Regions from separate parts of the Homo sapiens genome. Here region 2 is linked to region 1. Evidence: chromatin contacts called from ENCODE Hi-C data. All regions are on one chromosome and are shown on one strand. The core of a region is the stretch at or near the end of the contact, and the rest is flanking DNA. Distances in the headings are between cores, read along the strand shown. Region 1 holds the start of CDC25C (cell division cycle 25C). Region 2 holds the start of CTNNA1 (catenin alpha 1).

Region 1 (7,618 bases), core at 4,075-6,574:
TGATCTCTTTGTAATACAAAGTTTTCTATTTCTTTTTTTTAATTGATTGGAAAGTAGCAGTAATGCAAGTAATCTTCACTATTACACTTAGCAGCAAGTCCTCTGAAAGACATCTGTTTTCTGTAAATATTTTGTGCCTTACTCAAGACTGGGACAGGTAAATAGCTGTGATCAGCTGGAAAGTAGAGCCAGTGGCGGGGGTCGTCCTCACTGAGCCAGGGAGGGGAGGAGGCAGGAGCCACCAAGTCTACAAACTGAAAAAGAGTAGAGGAAAAATGAGGTACAGTACTAACTGAGAAAATAGGGGTGGAAAGATTTACCTTGCACTGCTTATTTCCCCTTGGCAAAAGGAGCAGAGTTAGGGGCCATGAAGTAGGGGACACATGGTTTCCAATAATTGCTCTTATGTACCAGACACCATGCTACATTTTTTTTTTTTTGTAAAAACAGGGTCTTGCTGTTGCTCAGGCTGGAGTGCACTGAGGCGATCACAGCTCACTGCAGCCTTGAACTTCTGGGCTCAAGCAATCCTTTCCATCTCAGCCTCCTGAATAGCTAGAACTACAGGGGTGTGCCACCATGCCCAGCATATTTATTTCTATTTTTGTAGAGAGAGGCGTCTTGCTATGTTGCCCAGGGTAGTCTCAAACTCCTGGCCTCAAACAATCTTCCCATCTTGGCCTCACAAAGTGCTGGGATTGGCGTGGTGTCTCACACCTGTAATCCTAGCACTTTGGGAGGCTGAGGCAGACGGATCACCTGAGGTCAGGAGTTCGAGACCAGCCTGGCAACAAAGTGAAACCCCGTCTCTACTAAAAAATACAAAAATTAGCTGGGCATTGTGGCGCCCATCTGTAATCCCAGCTACTCGGGAGGCTGAGGCAGGAGAATCGCTTGAACCGGGGAGGCAGAGATTGCAGTGAGCCGAGATTGTGCCACTGCACTCCAGCCTGGGCAACAGAATGAGACTCTGTCTCAAAAAAAAAAAAAAACAAATGAACAAAAAACGAAGTGCTGGGATTCCAGGTGTGAACCACCACACTTGACCTACATACTTTGATATATATTCTCATTTTTTCTTACAATCATCAAATGAAACAAAACCTTCTCTTTGACAAATGAAACAGCCCAAGAAGTTAAGTGACTGCCCACATGGTAGGCAAAGGTACTCTCAAAAAGCAGTCTAAAAGCCCTTGCTTTTCACCACTAAGCTGTTCACCTTTTTATTATTAATTAAATTAATAATTTAATTATTATGAATTAAATGGTTGAGTTAAAAGTAGGCATTGGCTCATTTGCAAAACATTGAAAGAAACTGAGACCCAAAACAAAACAAAAAAAACAAAACAAAAAAAAAAACCCTGCAAGTCAAGTTTCAGGCCTCATTTCAAAGGAAGGTTACATCCCCTTTCGTCATCTATAAAATGGCCTCCCAGTGCAGCCCAACACTCCTACCCATAATTAAATCTCCTTATTCCACTTTTAGTTCCCAAGGATTTTTTACTCATGTCCTGCTCTTTCCCTGCTGCCCCCTTTTTAGTCTTTTGTTCTTGAGCCACTGCTTTGAACTGCATCTTAATTATGCCCTCATGGGCCAAACCCCATCTGTGACCCTGCTCCAGTGGGTTTCAGCAAAGGATACTCTCCATCCATATTCTGAGGGCTCCAGGGCCTGGAGCCAGTCATCCAGGAGGTCATCCAAAGGAGTGGAATCCATTGGTTCTAAGACTCTTCATTCCCTGCCTAGGAAGGAACAGCCGAGTTGGAGGAACATGCACTCGATTCAGACCTTCCCTTTTCACCCAGTGAAAGCTAAACCTCTGCAAAGTGGGGAGAAGTAGGGCTAAGCCTACCAGTCATAAAAAGAACCAGGAATAGAAAACACACCCCTCAGCCCCTCTGCCCTGCAGAGGCTGGCTGGGAGGATCCCAGGAATGCAGGGCTCTTCTCCACTGCCTGATCTGGGCATCCCAGGAGTGATGGCTGTACCTCCTGTTCTTGTTTGGTGTTTCAGGGTGAAGCCCGGGCTGTCACTGTGCCCTGGCAACAACATGTATGAGTCAGACTGAGGTCAAGGTGAAGGAACACAGCTCACTGCTTATCACAGTGAATCAGGAGCCTAGATAGGGATTCCCCAAGGATGACATAGGATCAATGCCCTCAATCCAACAGAAAAAGTAAATCTTCAAATCAGATTAAACACCAAACTTCCCACCTCCCTAATATTCTTTCTTCTGGGAAGGATAACTTAGATATATTCCAACACCCTCATAAATCAAGATATAAAAGACAATATTTGACTTCCCTTTAAAATAATTCTACCATTTCACAGTTTGTATGTATGCATGTAAACTTACATGTAATTAGCTAAGTATGTTGCAATTAGCTAAGCCAGCTGGAATCATGAGGAGATAGTGAAAATGTTTGCTAGGAAAACAACCTCATTAACAAACGTAGAGCTTTTAAGAGTTTTGTTGGCTGGGCATGGTGGCTCACACCTGTAATCCCAGCACTTTGGGAGGCCGAGGTGGGTGGATTACCTCAGGTCAGGAGTTTGAGACCAGCCTGGCCAACACAGCGAAACCCTGTCTCAACTAAAAATACAAAAATTAGCCAGGTGTGGTGGCGCATGCCTGTAATCCCAGCTACTCAGGAGGCTGAGGCAAGAGAATCACTTGAACAGAGGTTGCAGTGAGCTGAGATTGCGCCATTGCACTCCAGCCTAGGCAACAAGAAAGAAACTGTCTCAAAAAAAAAAAGTTTTTTTGTTGTTGTTTTTAGGAGACAGTCTCACTATGTTGCCCAGGCTGGCCTCAAACTCCTGGGCTCAAGTGATCCTCCCAAGTAGCTGGGACTACAGGCGCACCACTGCATCTGTAAAAAGTCTTAAGGGCGGCCGGGCGCAGTGGCTCATGCCTGTAATCCCAGCACTTTGGGAGGCCGAGGTGGGTGGATCATTTGAGGTCAGGAGTTCCAGAACAGCCTGGACAATATGGTGAAACCCCACCTCTATTAAAAATACAAAAATCAGCCAGGCGTGGTGGCGGGCACCTGTAGTCCCAGCTACTCGGGAGGCTGAGGCAGGAGAATAACTTGAACCCAGGAGGCAGAGGTTGCAGTGGGCCAAGATTGCGCCACTGTACTCTAGCCCGGGAGAGAGCGAGACTCCATCTTAAAAAAAAAAAAAATACTCTTAAGAGCTAGGTGTATAAGTTCCATTTGAGAAATCTCAGAAACTTATTTTTGGGGCTAGATTTTTGGAGAATTTGTTTTAGGAATGCTGCAACTTTGTCAGAGTGCTCAGATTTTAGTATATTTCCATCACCTGACATTGAACTAAAGCCACTTGGCTGACACCTTTGTTGTGACCACCCACAACTGCACTTACTTGAGGACCTGGTGCAGAAAGCACTGGTAGCCAGGTGTGCACTTGCCATAATCTATCTGCTTTTGCCACCAATAGAGAATAACTTTGTCTCTACTTCCCACCTGCAGGGAAGTATACAATTTCCCACAAAGTGTGATTATACTGTAGTCGTCAAAGCAGATAACAACTCATCCCACACTCCCTTAATCCCCAGCCTGATTTTCAAACTCACCTGGCATAGCAAGGTTCTGTGCTAACTCCTACACTCACTGTCTGTATCCTAGAGGACAAAGAATCTTCACACATCTCCTTTCTGGGGAAGCAGGTTCTGCAGATGAAAAGGGTATTAGGATAAAAACCAGCTGGCTACACTGTGCCTCTCAGCCACTACCACCACCAAGATCCTGACAACAGACACAAGTTGCATTTTGACTTTTGTTTCTCAAAGCATGATCTGCAAGCCGTCTGCATGGGTAGCACCTGGGGGCCTTGATAATGACCCCACTTTAGACCTATCGAATTATCGTTTTTGGAGCCTACATCTTAAAGAGCTTCCAAGGTTATTTTGAACATTTTTATTATGGAAATTTTCAAATATACATTGAAGTAAGAAGTATGGGGTAATACCTTACCACGCAAAGTATGGTCGTAGGACCAGCTACCTCACCATCAGCTGGGGGCTTGTTAGAAGGGCAGAATCTTGGGCCGCAACCGCAACCCAGACATCCCGAATCAGAATCTGCATTTAGCAGGTCCTCAGGTGGTTAGTGTGCAAATTAAACCTTGAGAAGCACAGATATGATGGACCCTCCTGCCCCCATCACTCAACAGTCAGGGTCAATCTTGTATCATCAATACCTTCCCCCAGCACAGGATTATTTAAAAGCAAATCCCTAACATTAGGAATGTCTTTTTGTTTGTTTCACTCTAATGCCCAGGCTGGAGTGCAGTGGCGCAACCTCTGTCTCCCGAGTTCAAGCAGTTCTCATGCCTCAGCCTCCCAAGTAGCTGGGATTACAGGTGTGTGCCACCACAACCGGCTAAATTTTGTATTTTTAGTAGAGACGGGGTTTCATCATGTTGGCCAGGCTGGTTTTGAACCCCTGACCTCATGTAATCTGCCCGCCTCGGCCTCCCAAAGTGCTGGGATTACAGGTGTGGGCCAACGCGTCCGGCCAATAATTTATAAATATCACCTCGTCAATGTTCAAATTTTCATTAATAACCAATCTTTGAGGTCCTCTGGATTGCGATAAGGATTATACCAAGATGATTTAATTCCTCCACTTTCCCTGCAACGGAATTTCTTTTTACCCACGTGAGCTAGAGTCTCTGAGATGCTGCACACTAAAAGAAACACCAAACAAAGCTCTTGGAAGGGGCTAATGCCTCTCAGCATAAACACACACACCCGTCTCGCCCCAACACTTGCCACGCCGGCAGCAAACGCTCCATCTCCCGTGGAAGGCCAGCAAAACTTAGAAGAAAACGTCCGCGAAAACGGCACGAGAAAGAAGCGAAGAAAATGAAACGCTTACAACACCCTCCACCCAAAATAATCTCTCCTAGTATTACCCTAGTGAATGGACATCACTAGTAAGGCGCGGTTTAAATCTCCCGGGGTTCGTGGGGCTGAGGGAACGAGGAAAACAGAAAGGGTGTGGAGATTGGTGAGAGGGAGAGCCAATGATGCGCCAGGCTCCCCGTGAGGCGGAGCTTACCCCGCAGCCTGCCTAACGCTGGTGGGCCAAACACTATCCTGCTCTGGCTATGGGGCGGGGCAAGTCTTACCATTTCCAGAGCAAGCACACGCCCCCAGGTGATCTGCGAGCCCAACGATAGGCCATGAGGCCCTGGGCGCGCGCGCGGAGATTGGCTGACGCAGCTTAGAGGCGAGCGGGGATAGGTTACTGGGCTGGCGGAAGGTTTGAATGGTCAACGCCTGCGGCTGTTGATATTCTTGCTCAGAGGCCGTAACTTTGGCCTTCTGCTCAGGGAAGACTCTGAGTCCGACGTTGGCCTACCCAGTCGGAAGGCAGAGCTGCAATCTAGTTAACTACCTCCTTTCCCCTAGATTTCCTTTCATTCTGCTCAAGTCTTCGCCTGTGTCCGATCCCTATCTACTTTCTCTCCTCTTGTAGGCAAGCCTCAGACTCCAGGCTTGAGGTAAGTCCGCAGCCGTCTCCGCCACGGAATCACGGAGACCCCATTGTCCCCCTTAGGGTCCAGTCGGGCCCCCACAGACAGAGGTTGGGAGGGCCGAATGGGGACTATCGCGAGTTACGAGACCCGGGTTCTTTCTAGTCAGGAGTCTCGAGCTGTGTGGCGTGGAACAAGTCAAAATCCTCTCTTCATTCCATCTTTAAGGTCCTAAGGTTGCCTCTCGTCGGTGAATTCAGGTTCTAACCTTAAGCCAGGCTGTGAATCACCCTTCGGGGTTGCCCCTCTTCCAGTGTTGATTCGCCTGGCTGGAAAGGGTGGAGGAGTTTAGGAAAGCTGAGGGAACTGTGATGTACCGATTTAGATGACGTTTTCCTCCTAGCTAGGTTTTGTTTTTCTCCTGGTGAGAATTCGAAGACCATGTCTACGGAACTCTTCTCATCCACAAGAGAGGAAGGAAGCTCTGGCTCAGGACCCAGTTTTAGGTCTAATCAAAGGAAAATGTTAAACCTGCTCCTGGAGAGAGACACTTCCTTTACCGTCTGTCCAGATGTCCCTAGAACTCCAGTGGGCAAATTTCTTGGTGATTCTGCAAACCTAAGCATTTTGTCTGGGTAAATATACTTTTATTTTTACACTGTATTGCCTTTGCTATTTCCAAACAGTTGGGTTTGTTTGTTGGTTTGTTTTCAATTATCCCGGCTCAAAGGTCAGGCTTTAAGTCTCAACTCTGCCCTTGACTGTGTAACCCTTTTGAGTCTCACCTTCTTTTCTGTGACAAGAAATAATCTCAGCCAGGCGAGGTGGCTCATGCCTGTAATCTCCGCACTTTGGGAGGCCAAGGAGGGCGGATCGCCTGAGTCTAGGAGTTCAAGACCAGCCTGGGCAACATGGCAAGACGCCGTCTCTACAAAAAATATTAAAAGTTAGCTGAGTGTGGTGGTGTGCACCTATAGTCCCAGCAACTCGGGAGGCTGAGGTGGGAGGATTGCTTGAGCCCGGGAGGTGGAGGCTGCAGTTAGCCAAGATCGCCTCACTGCACTTCAGCCTGGGAAACAGAGTGAGACTCTATCTCAAAAAGAAAAGAAAAGACAAAGAAATAATAATCGCTTCCTATCTTACTAGGATCTTGTGAGAATCAAATGATGTGATAACTGGGAAAAGTCTTTGAAAACCGCTGCATTACGAGTCGGTCACTTTATTAGTATTAATATTAGTGTTATTGCAGTTGTACTTTGAATTCTGATCATACCATGTCTCAACTAGCAAAGAGAAGTAGTACCTGAGAAAAACTAGGGACCCCAGGGAGAAATCAAGCCTGTGTTCATAGTGCTCAGGACCGGGAATGTGGAGTCAAGATCCCCCTCGGCCAATAAACTCTGGGCCTCATTTAAAAAAAAAAAAATTATCTGTTTCAGTATGTTGGTAAGGAGAAAATAAAGTACAGATTATGGTAGTGGGAGATTTTTCTCAGCCCAGTCTGATATATTTCCCAAAAGCAATTAGATTTATTTGGACACTGTTCAGATGATCTGATAGTCATTAAGGGGTGTTTCAAATGAACAGGCTTGGCCAGGCGTTGTGGCTCACACCTGTAATCCCAGCACTTTGGAAGGCCGAGGTGGGTGGATCACCTGAGGTTAGGAGTTTAAGACCAGCCTGGCTGACATGGTGAAGCCCCATCTCTACTACAAATACAAAAATTAGCTGGGCGTGGTGGCAGGCGCCTGTGATCCCAGCTATTTGGGAGGCTGAGGCAGGAGAATCGCTTGAACCCGGGAGGCGGAGGTTGCAGTGAGCCAAGATCGTGCCACTGCACTTGAGCTGGGGGGACAGAGCAAGACTCCACTGCAAAAAAAAAAAAAAAAAAAAAAGAAGAGGATGACATGATCTTTGACTTTTAAGGATATAATAATCTAATGGGAATTTCGATGTACTATTATGTCTCAACAGAGGAACCCCAAAACGTTGCCTCGATCTTTCGAATCTTAGCAGTGGGGAGATAACTGCCACTCAGCTTACCACTTCTGCAGACCTTGATGAAACTGGTAGGGAGAAGGGAGATAAAGGCCTCAAAGGGAAGAATAACTT
Region 2 (7,618 bases), core at 3,366-5,865, 420 kb before region 1:
AGCAAAACTCCATCTCAAAAAAAAAAGAAATAGGAGAAAAAAAGAATATATTACACATAAGCTGAGGACTGCATGGAGAGGATTTCATCAGTGATTAGATCTGGGTGGCAAGGAAGAAGAATGGGCTGTAGATGGTTCTCAGTTTGCCCAAATTTGTTATTGGAGGCCCTCCATAATCTGACTGTTGCCTCATCTGTTATCATTCCATCCACAAGCTAGACTCCAGGCAGAAAAGACTTTTTCCTCCTTCACTCAACAAGCATCTAATTTGCCCTCCATGCCAGGTACTAAGCACCAAGACAAGAACTAAGACTCTCAGTTCCTGCCTTCAAGGAGCTTACAAGGCTCCCTTCCTAGCAGTAAAGGCAAACAGGTACATCAATAATAACGTACAGCATAATGTAATGCACCACCCAGTGCTAAAAAATTTGCTACCAGAAACGAAAGTGCTGAGTCTTAAGATATGACTAAAAGCTCATCATGAAAGGTTATGTTGGGAGAGTAGAAGGGAATCACTGAGGAAGCAACTTTACCCTAGGCCCCCAACATCCAGTCCATTTTCTTTTTTTCTGAGTCAGGGTCTCACTGTGTTGCCCAGGCTGGAGTGCAGGGGCATGATCATAGTTCACAGCAGCCTTGAACTGTTTTTAAATACTGTATGCCTCAGCGGCATTACATATATTCACGATCCATTTCCAGAACTTTTTTCATCTTCCCAAACCGAACTCTGTACCCATAACAATAGCTCCCTATTCCCCTTCACCTGGCCCCTAACAACCACCATTCTGTTTTCTTTCTTTCTCCTTCCTTCCTCCCTCCCTTCCTCCCTTTTTTTCTTTTGTTTGAGACAGGGTCTCACTCTGTCACCCAGGCTGCAGTGTGACATGATCAGAGCTCACTGCAACCTCCACCTCCCAAGCTCAAGCAATGAATCCTACCACCTCAGCCTCCTGAGTAGCTGGGACTACAGAGCGTGTCACCATGCCTGGTTGATTTTTTTTTTTTTAGAGGCGGGGTCTCATAAAGTTGCTCAGGCTGGTCTTGAACTCCTAGCTTCAAGTGATCCTCCCAACTCAGCCTCCCAAAAAAACAGGATTATAGGCATGAGCCTCCCTGTCCAGCCCCAATCCATATTTAAGTCCTGTCTCATTTCTCCAAAATACAGCTCCCTTCATCCCTACCACCTCGTACTCCACCATCTTCCTAGCTCAACTCTCTGCTTCCACATGCACACAAACACAAGCCTTCTCCAAGCACTAGCAGGAGTCTTAAAAAGGAAATCAAATCATGAAACTCCCTACAATGGCTTCTTACACCTCTAGAATAAAACCCCAACATGGCCTCTGCCTTCTCTGGCAATCTCATGTGAGGTCTTCTCCCCACTGAAAAAGTACCCAAGCTATACAAGTCTTCTCTCAAGTCTCTAAACACACGGAGTCTTTCCTGTCTCAGGACCTCTACAAATGCAGAGGGCCCTGTTCCTTCTCTCCATATTCTCACCAGCACACAACACTACCCCCAACAATCAGGGCTGTCTGTTATGCCCCACAGTGAGTTACGTTCTCAAAGAAATCCGAAAGTGCGGTGGCTCACACCTGTAATCCCAGCACTTTAGGAGGCTGAGGCGAGTGGATCACCTGAGGTCAGGAGTTAAAGACCAGACTCACCAATATGATGAAACCCCATCTCTGCTAAAAATTAAAAAATCAGGCTGGGCACGGTGGCTGAAGCCTGCAATCCCAGCACTTTGGGAGGCCGAGGTGGATCACGAGGTCAGGAGTTTGAGACCAGCCTGGCCAACATGGTGAAACCCTCTCTATCAAAAATACAAAAAAATTAGGCAGGCATGTTGGCACACACCTGTAATCCCAGCTCCTTGAGGTTGAGGCAGGAGAGTTGCTTGAACCCAGGAGGCACGGGTTGCAGTGAGCCGCAATTATGCCACTGCACTCCAGCCTGGGAGACACAGCAAGACTATCTCAAAATAAATAAATAAATAAATAAATAAATAAGCCGGGCGTGGTAGCTTGCACTTAGTAATCCCAGCTACTCCGGAGGCTGAGACAGGAGAATCGCTTGAATCCCCAGGAGGTGGAGTTTGCAGTGAACTGAGATCACCTCACTGAACCCCAGCCTGGGCAACACAGGGAGACTCCATCAAAAAAAAAAAAAAAAAAAAAAAAAAAAAAAAAAAGAAGGAAATCCCAAAACCCGGGCAGGGCAGTTACCCTGGATCTCCACATCTGGTTCATGTCTCCAGAAGAGACAGGAGTCCCACTTTGGACACCTTGAGTTTGAGAAGCCTGGGACACCCAAAAAGCTTCCCAATGCACAGGTGACCATGTGGGTCAGGAGACACACCTGCACTCAAAGGCTTGGACTTTTAGCACATAAGGCTGATGACAGAAGAGACTGCACAGAGCAGTGATTCTCATCTTGGAGGAGGGTACCTCTCATCTCTAAGTCACTATATGAAATGAGATATCACTGATGGGAGTGAAGGTGATGCCACATCAGTGGTGTGGAGGACAAAGATACTTTGGAAAGAACCCTGGGTACGAGAGGAAAGAGTGAGGGCGAGGAAAAGAAAGAAACTGAGATGAGTCAAAAGGAAAAGAAAACCAGGAGAGTGATATCACAATTCCCCAAACTCCTATGCCCTTTTATGCTTCTCATGACTTTCTCCCTTCACTTAAAAAAAACTCGACTCATGTTTCATCCAGATCAAATGCCACCACCTCCTGAAAGCCTTTCTGGACTTACCCAAGTAAAACTTATTAGCCCCCTCTCCGTGCCTCTACAAGTTTCTTTTGTTGTTACTATTAGGTAAGATTTGACTCAGACAATAGTTTCATTAGTACTGTTAAGGCACTTACTGCAGTCCGCTCTGTACTACACCTGGGGTGTGTGTCTCCCCTATTACACTGTGAGCTCTTAGGTGGATTAAAAAATTATTCTTTCGCTGAATAAATATCCAGATGGGGTCAGGCACCCTGGCTCAGGCCTGTAATCACAACACTTTGGGAGGCTGAGGCAGGAGGACCACTTGAGCCCAGGAGTTCGAGACCAGCTTGGGCAAGACAGCGAGACACCATCTCTACCAAAAATACAAAAATTAGACGGATGTGGTGGCGCGTGCCTGTAGTCCCAACTACTTCGGAAGCCGAGGTGGGGGGATCACTTGAGCCCAGGAGACAGAAGCCGCAGTGAGTCATGATCGTGTCACTGCGCTCCAGCCCGGGCGACGGAGACCCCGTCTTTAAAAAAAATGTTTGTTCAAAAGTCCAGATTGGTAAATAATTAGGCAGAAACTATAGGTAACTCCTACACTCATTCTTCATTCTTCCTGTAAAACAAAATAACACATCCTAATTAATTCGATTTATAAATTCCGTTCCTTAAAGTAACACCCACCTGTCCAGTATTTAAAAATCACTGCTGACTAAACACAAATATTCGCTCCACAAAATGCCTATCCTGTCCCAACAATGATGTAAGCATTTCCTTCATCATAAATATAAAATGCCCCGAATTTAGTCGTAGACTTGACATATCTCGCTCTTTTCCAAATAATTGTAAATTCTGTACAAAACACACGCACCAAAAAAATGTCACCAAGATGCAAGAGGACGTAAGAGGGAGTCAACCTTGGAACTGGGCCAACCGCCGCCTGCATTACTGGGAAGCCACTGCTGCCAAGCAAAGGTCAGGCATTCATTCAGGCAACATTTTTTCCAACAAGTGCTTCACACTCGCACGCACACACACGCTCCTTTAAAAGTCAACAACAATTAAAAAAAAAAAAAAACCTCTCTAATGCCACTCCTGAAAACTAGGGCTGAAAGCTAAGTGCGTCCAACCGACAAGAAACCCAGGAAAGCTGAGTAATCCCCGAGTCCAAGTGGACGGTCACGCCAAAAGTCCACACGGGTGTGGCCCACCTACGGCGAAGCTGTATGGGAGAAGCCCGGGCTCCAGCCTCCCGGTTCGCCGAGCCCGCGTCCCCGCCGCCCCATCGGGAAGTCTCAGCGGCCGGGAAGGGGGAGGGGGCAGGAACGCCTCGGAGCCGGACGACAATCACTTCCCGGGAAAGCGGCTCCCAGACAAGCCGCCCCAGGGAAGGAAGGCGGCCGAGGGGCCCGGCGCGGGGCTGCCGCGCGCGCCGAGGCCGCGGTAACAAAGTTTGGAAACCGCGAGAAAACTTTTCCAAGAGGAAACGCGGCGGCGGCGCTGGGCCTATAGTTTCTCCTCCCCAGCCCAGGCGGCCCCCCGACTTCCCGAGCGCTGGGAAGCGCCGGCCGTGCCCGCCCGGGCCCCATACTCGGGCCCTGCGGGGGAAGGGACCGCCGGCCCGACGCGGGTCCCACGCCCGCCCGGGGCCCAATTCCCGGCGACGTCGCCAAAGAAACCGCGCCCCGCCCGCTCGCCCGCCCGCGGCTCGCGGGGCCCAGCTTGGGACGGCCCGGCCCAAGGACCCTCTCGGCCTGGCCCGAGAGACCGCGCCCGCGAGGAGGGAGGTACGAAGTTACCTGCGGCTAGCTGGGCGAGCGCTAAATTCCAGAGGCCCGAAGCAGACGGGCGCTGCTTTGTCTCCCTCCAGTCCGGCTAGGAGGAGGAAATGGGCCGCCCCACGCCCCCGCCCCCGGCCCGCCCCCCGCCCGCGGCCCCCGCCCCTGTCCCGGCCCCGCCCGCCCTTCCTGGCACCTCCCTCCGACTCGCTCTTCCCGGCGCCTCCCGCCGCCGCCCCGCCCGCTCCTCCCGGCCGTTCCGGCCTCCGCTTTTGGGGAAAGGGAAGGCCCCCACCGCGAAGAGAGTCTGGCAACGCCGGACCGGGACCCCCGAGGGACCTCTTCCTCCCCGCCGCCCACCTCAGAATTCCTTCCTCCCCGGCCCCTAGTGGGAGCTTAGGCCGGGAGTGACCCCTGAGAGGGAGGAGGAGCGGTGACTCCTGGAACAGCCCGCGGGCGGAGAGGGCTGCGCGAGGGCAGGTGAGTCACCGCTCCGCGCACAGGTGAGGCTCAGGGGCGGCCTCGCGCGGGCCCCCACCCCGGCGGAATCCCAGAGACGCGACCAGGGGTACTGGGCACGCTCCCCTCAAGAGTGTCACAGGTGTCCCGGAGTCACAGTCTTCTGGAAAAGTGATCTAGGCCAACTACCTGGCTTTACAGAAGGAGAAGCGGAGGCTAAGGAAAGGCCCCACAGCTTCGGGACACAGTGGAACTAGAATCTGACTCTCAGGACCTTTCATAATGTGAGGTGGAAGCGCCCCTAGAATTCACCTAACCCGTCCCCTCACTCCACAGATGGAAACACCCGAAGCCCTCTTGATCAAGGACTTTTTTTTTTTTTTAAGACGGGGTCTCCCTCTGTCGCCCAGGCTGGGGTGGAGTGTCGCGATCACGGCCCACTGCAGCCTCAAATCCCTGGACAACCGACCCTCCCACCTCAGCCTCCGGAGTAGCTGGAACTACAGACACAGAGTCTCACTATGTTGCCAGGCTGGTCTCAAACTCATGGGCTCAAGAAATCCTCCTCAGCCTCCCAAAGTGCTGGGATTACAGGCTAGAGCCACCTTGCGGGGAGGACATTTACAAACACAAAAGAGGCACCGCAGCAGCTGTCCCTTTTTGGGCTTGTTCCCGCCCCGCCCCCAGCACGTCCCCCCTCCCAGCTTGTCCCCCTCCTCCAACAAATTTGAGGGACCTGACTTCTATCTCTATTCCTCTGGTCATTTGGGGCATTTTATTCTTACCCTTTCTTATCTTCATAGTGAATACTCCAAAAACAAAAGAAAACAAAATTACAAAGCAAACAAACAACACAAAAAAACAAAAACTACTACATGCTCACTATCATCCTGGTATAGAAAACCCTAATGATGTTTCCCCTGCTCACGGGATGATGAATAAGATAGATTTCAGTATTGGCCTATAAACCTGAATAATGCAAGACGACGATGTCCACTGCTGGCCTTGTGCTGAATAGAGAGCAGGGTGCTAGGGAGACCTGCCCTTACCGTGTTTACCCTCTACTCCTCACATCTCCCTCTCCCCCAAGGGAATATAAACTTCTGGAAAGCAGGAGCTGTATCTCCTGCAGCACCCAGCACATTGCCCATCCCCTAGGGAGTGCCTAGTGAACATCTGTGGGTGAATGTGCCCACTGTAATTCAAAGTACTGTGGGCCTGTGCTAGTTAACAGATGCTGACAAAGGGCAATAGGACCATGAAGTGGGGAGAGAACAACCTTTAAGAAAAAGAGGATGGGCACAGTGGCTCACACAAGTAATCCCAGCACTTTGGGAGGCCAAGATGGGTGGATCACATGAGCTCAGGAGACCAGCCTGGGCAAAATGATAGAACCCTTGTCTACAAAAAAATACAAAAACATAGCTGGGTGTAGTGGCACCTACCTGTAGTCCCAGCTACTTGGGAGGCTGAGGTGGGAGGATCGCTTGAGCCTGGGAGTTCAAGGCTGCAGTGAACCATGACTGCACCACTGCACTCCAGCCTGGGCAACACAGTGAGACTCTGTCTCAAAAAGAAAAAGAAAAAGGCAAACCCTGACAAGGTCATTCTTGTCCAACTACCCCTGTCCTGTTTCTGGCTGCAGGGTCTTTGCTCCTGTAGTCTCCTCTGCCTAGAGTGGCTTTGGCGTCCCTCTACTTCACCTGGCTAACTCAGAACATAATTCATATATTTTGGATATTTGTCCCTGCCCAAATCTCACATTGAAATGTAATCCCCAGTGTTGGAGGTGGGGCTGGTGGGAGGCATTTGGGTAATAGAGGAGGATCCCTCATGGCTTGGTGCTGTCCTCCAGGTACTAAGGGAATTCTCATGAAATGTAGTCGTTTTAAAGTGTAGCACCGGCCAGGCACAGTGGCTCACACCTGTAATCCCAACACTTTTGAGAAGCCAAGGTGGGCGGATAGCTTGAGCCCAGGAGTTCGAGACCAGCCTGGGCAACATGGTAAAAACCCATCTCTACAAAAAAATACAAAAAAATTAGCCAAGCAGGCTGGGCACCGTGGCTCACGCCTATAGTCCCAGCACTTCAGGAGGCCAAAGCGGGCAGATCATCTGAGGTCAGGAGTTCAAGACCAGCCTGGGGCAACATGGTGAAACCCCATCTCTACTAAAAGTACAAAATTAGCAGGGCATGGTGGCATGTGCCTGTAATCCCAGCTACTCGGGACGCTGAGGCAGGAGAATCATTTGAACCTGGGAGGCAGAGGTGGAGCCGAGATCACGCCATTACACTCCAACCTTGGCAACAAAAGCAAAAGTCTGTCTCAAAAAAAAAAAAAAAGCCAGGCATGGTGGTGTGTGCCTGTAGTCCCAGCTACCTGGGGGGCTCAGGTGGGAAGATCACCTGAGCCTGGGGAGATTGAGGCTGCAGTGAGCCATGATTGTGCCACTACACTCCAGCCTGGGCAACGGAGTGAGACCCTGTCTCAAAAACAAAAAGATGTGGCACCTCAGCCCCCTCCTGCTCCTGCTTTCAGCATGTAATGTGCCTGCTCCAGCTTCACCTTCCACCATGAGTAAAAGTTCCCTGAGGCCTCTCCAGAAAGTAGAGCAGATGCCCAGGCCTTGCTTATACAGCCTGCAGAACC

What was found. A loop is a pair of places that touch in the nucleus more often than their neighbours do. Pooled maps may share reads with other maps.
Region 2: a loop to region 1 is called in a map of sigmoid colon, with 3 times the contacts of the local background. The contact joins the promoter of CTNNA1 here to the promoter of CDC25C in region 1. A Hi-C loop is called at or near these places in 1 of 168 maps with a recorded cell type or tissue (sigmoid colon), 2 of 37 single-sample maps with no recorded cell type and 11 of 50 pooled maps.

Annotation. Positions count from the first base shown.
Region 1 is chr5:138,329,510-138,337,127 of GRCh38, reverse strand. It overlaps CDC25C (cell division cycle 25C), which reads left to right and starts at 5,324. Exons shown (of 14, transcript NM_001790.5): 1 at 5,324-5,533; 2 at 5,910-6,141; 3 at 7,481-7,575. The coding sequence starts at 5,948. It overlaps LOC100128966 (a long non-coding RNA gene), which reads right to left and starts at 5,023. Exons shown (of 4, transcript NR_146628.1): 1 at 4,943-5,023; 2 at 3,600-3,695; 3 at 1,643-1,743; 4 at 1-254. RefSeq lists a silencer at 5,002-5,261 and enhancers at 5,312-5,361, 5,372-5,501, 5,213-6,166.
Region 2 is chr5:138,750,422-138,758,039 of GRCh38, reverse strand. It overlaps CTNNA1 (catenin alpha 1), which reads right to left and starts at 4,615. Exons shown (of 18, transcript NM_001903.5): 1 at 4,530-4,615. CTNNA1-AS1 (CTNNA1 antisense RNA 1) reads left to right here and starts at 4,116. Exons shown (of 2, transcript NR_134244.1): 1 at 4,116-4,517. RefSeq lists enhancers at 3,448-4,014, 4,015-4,582 and a silencer at 4,286-4,725.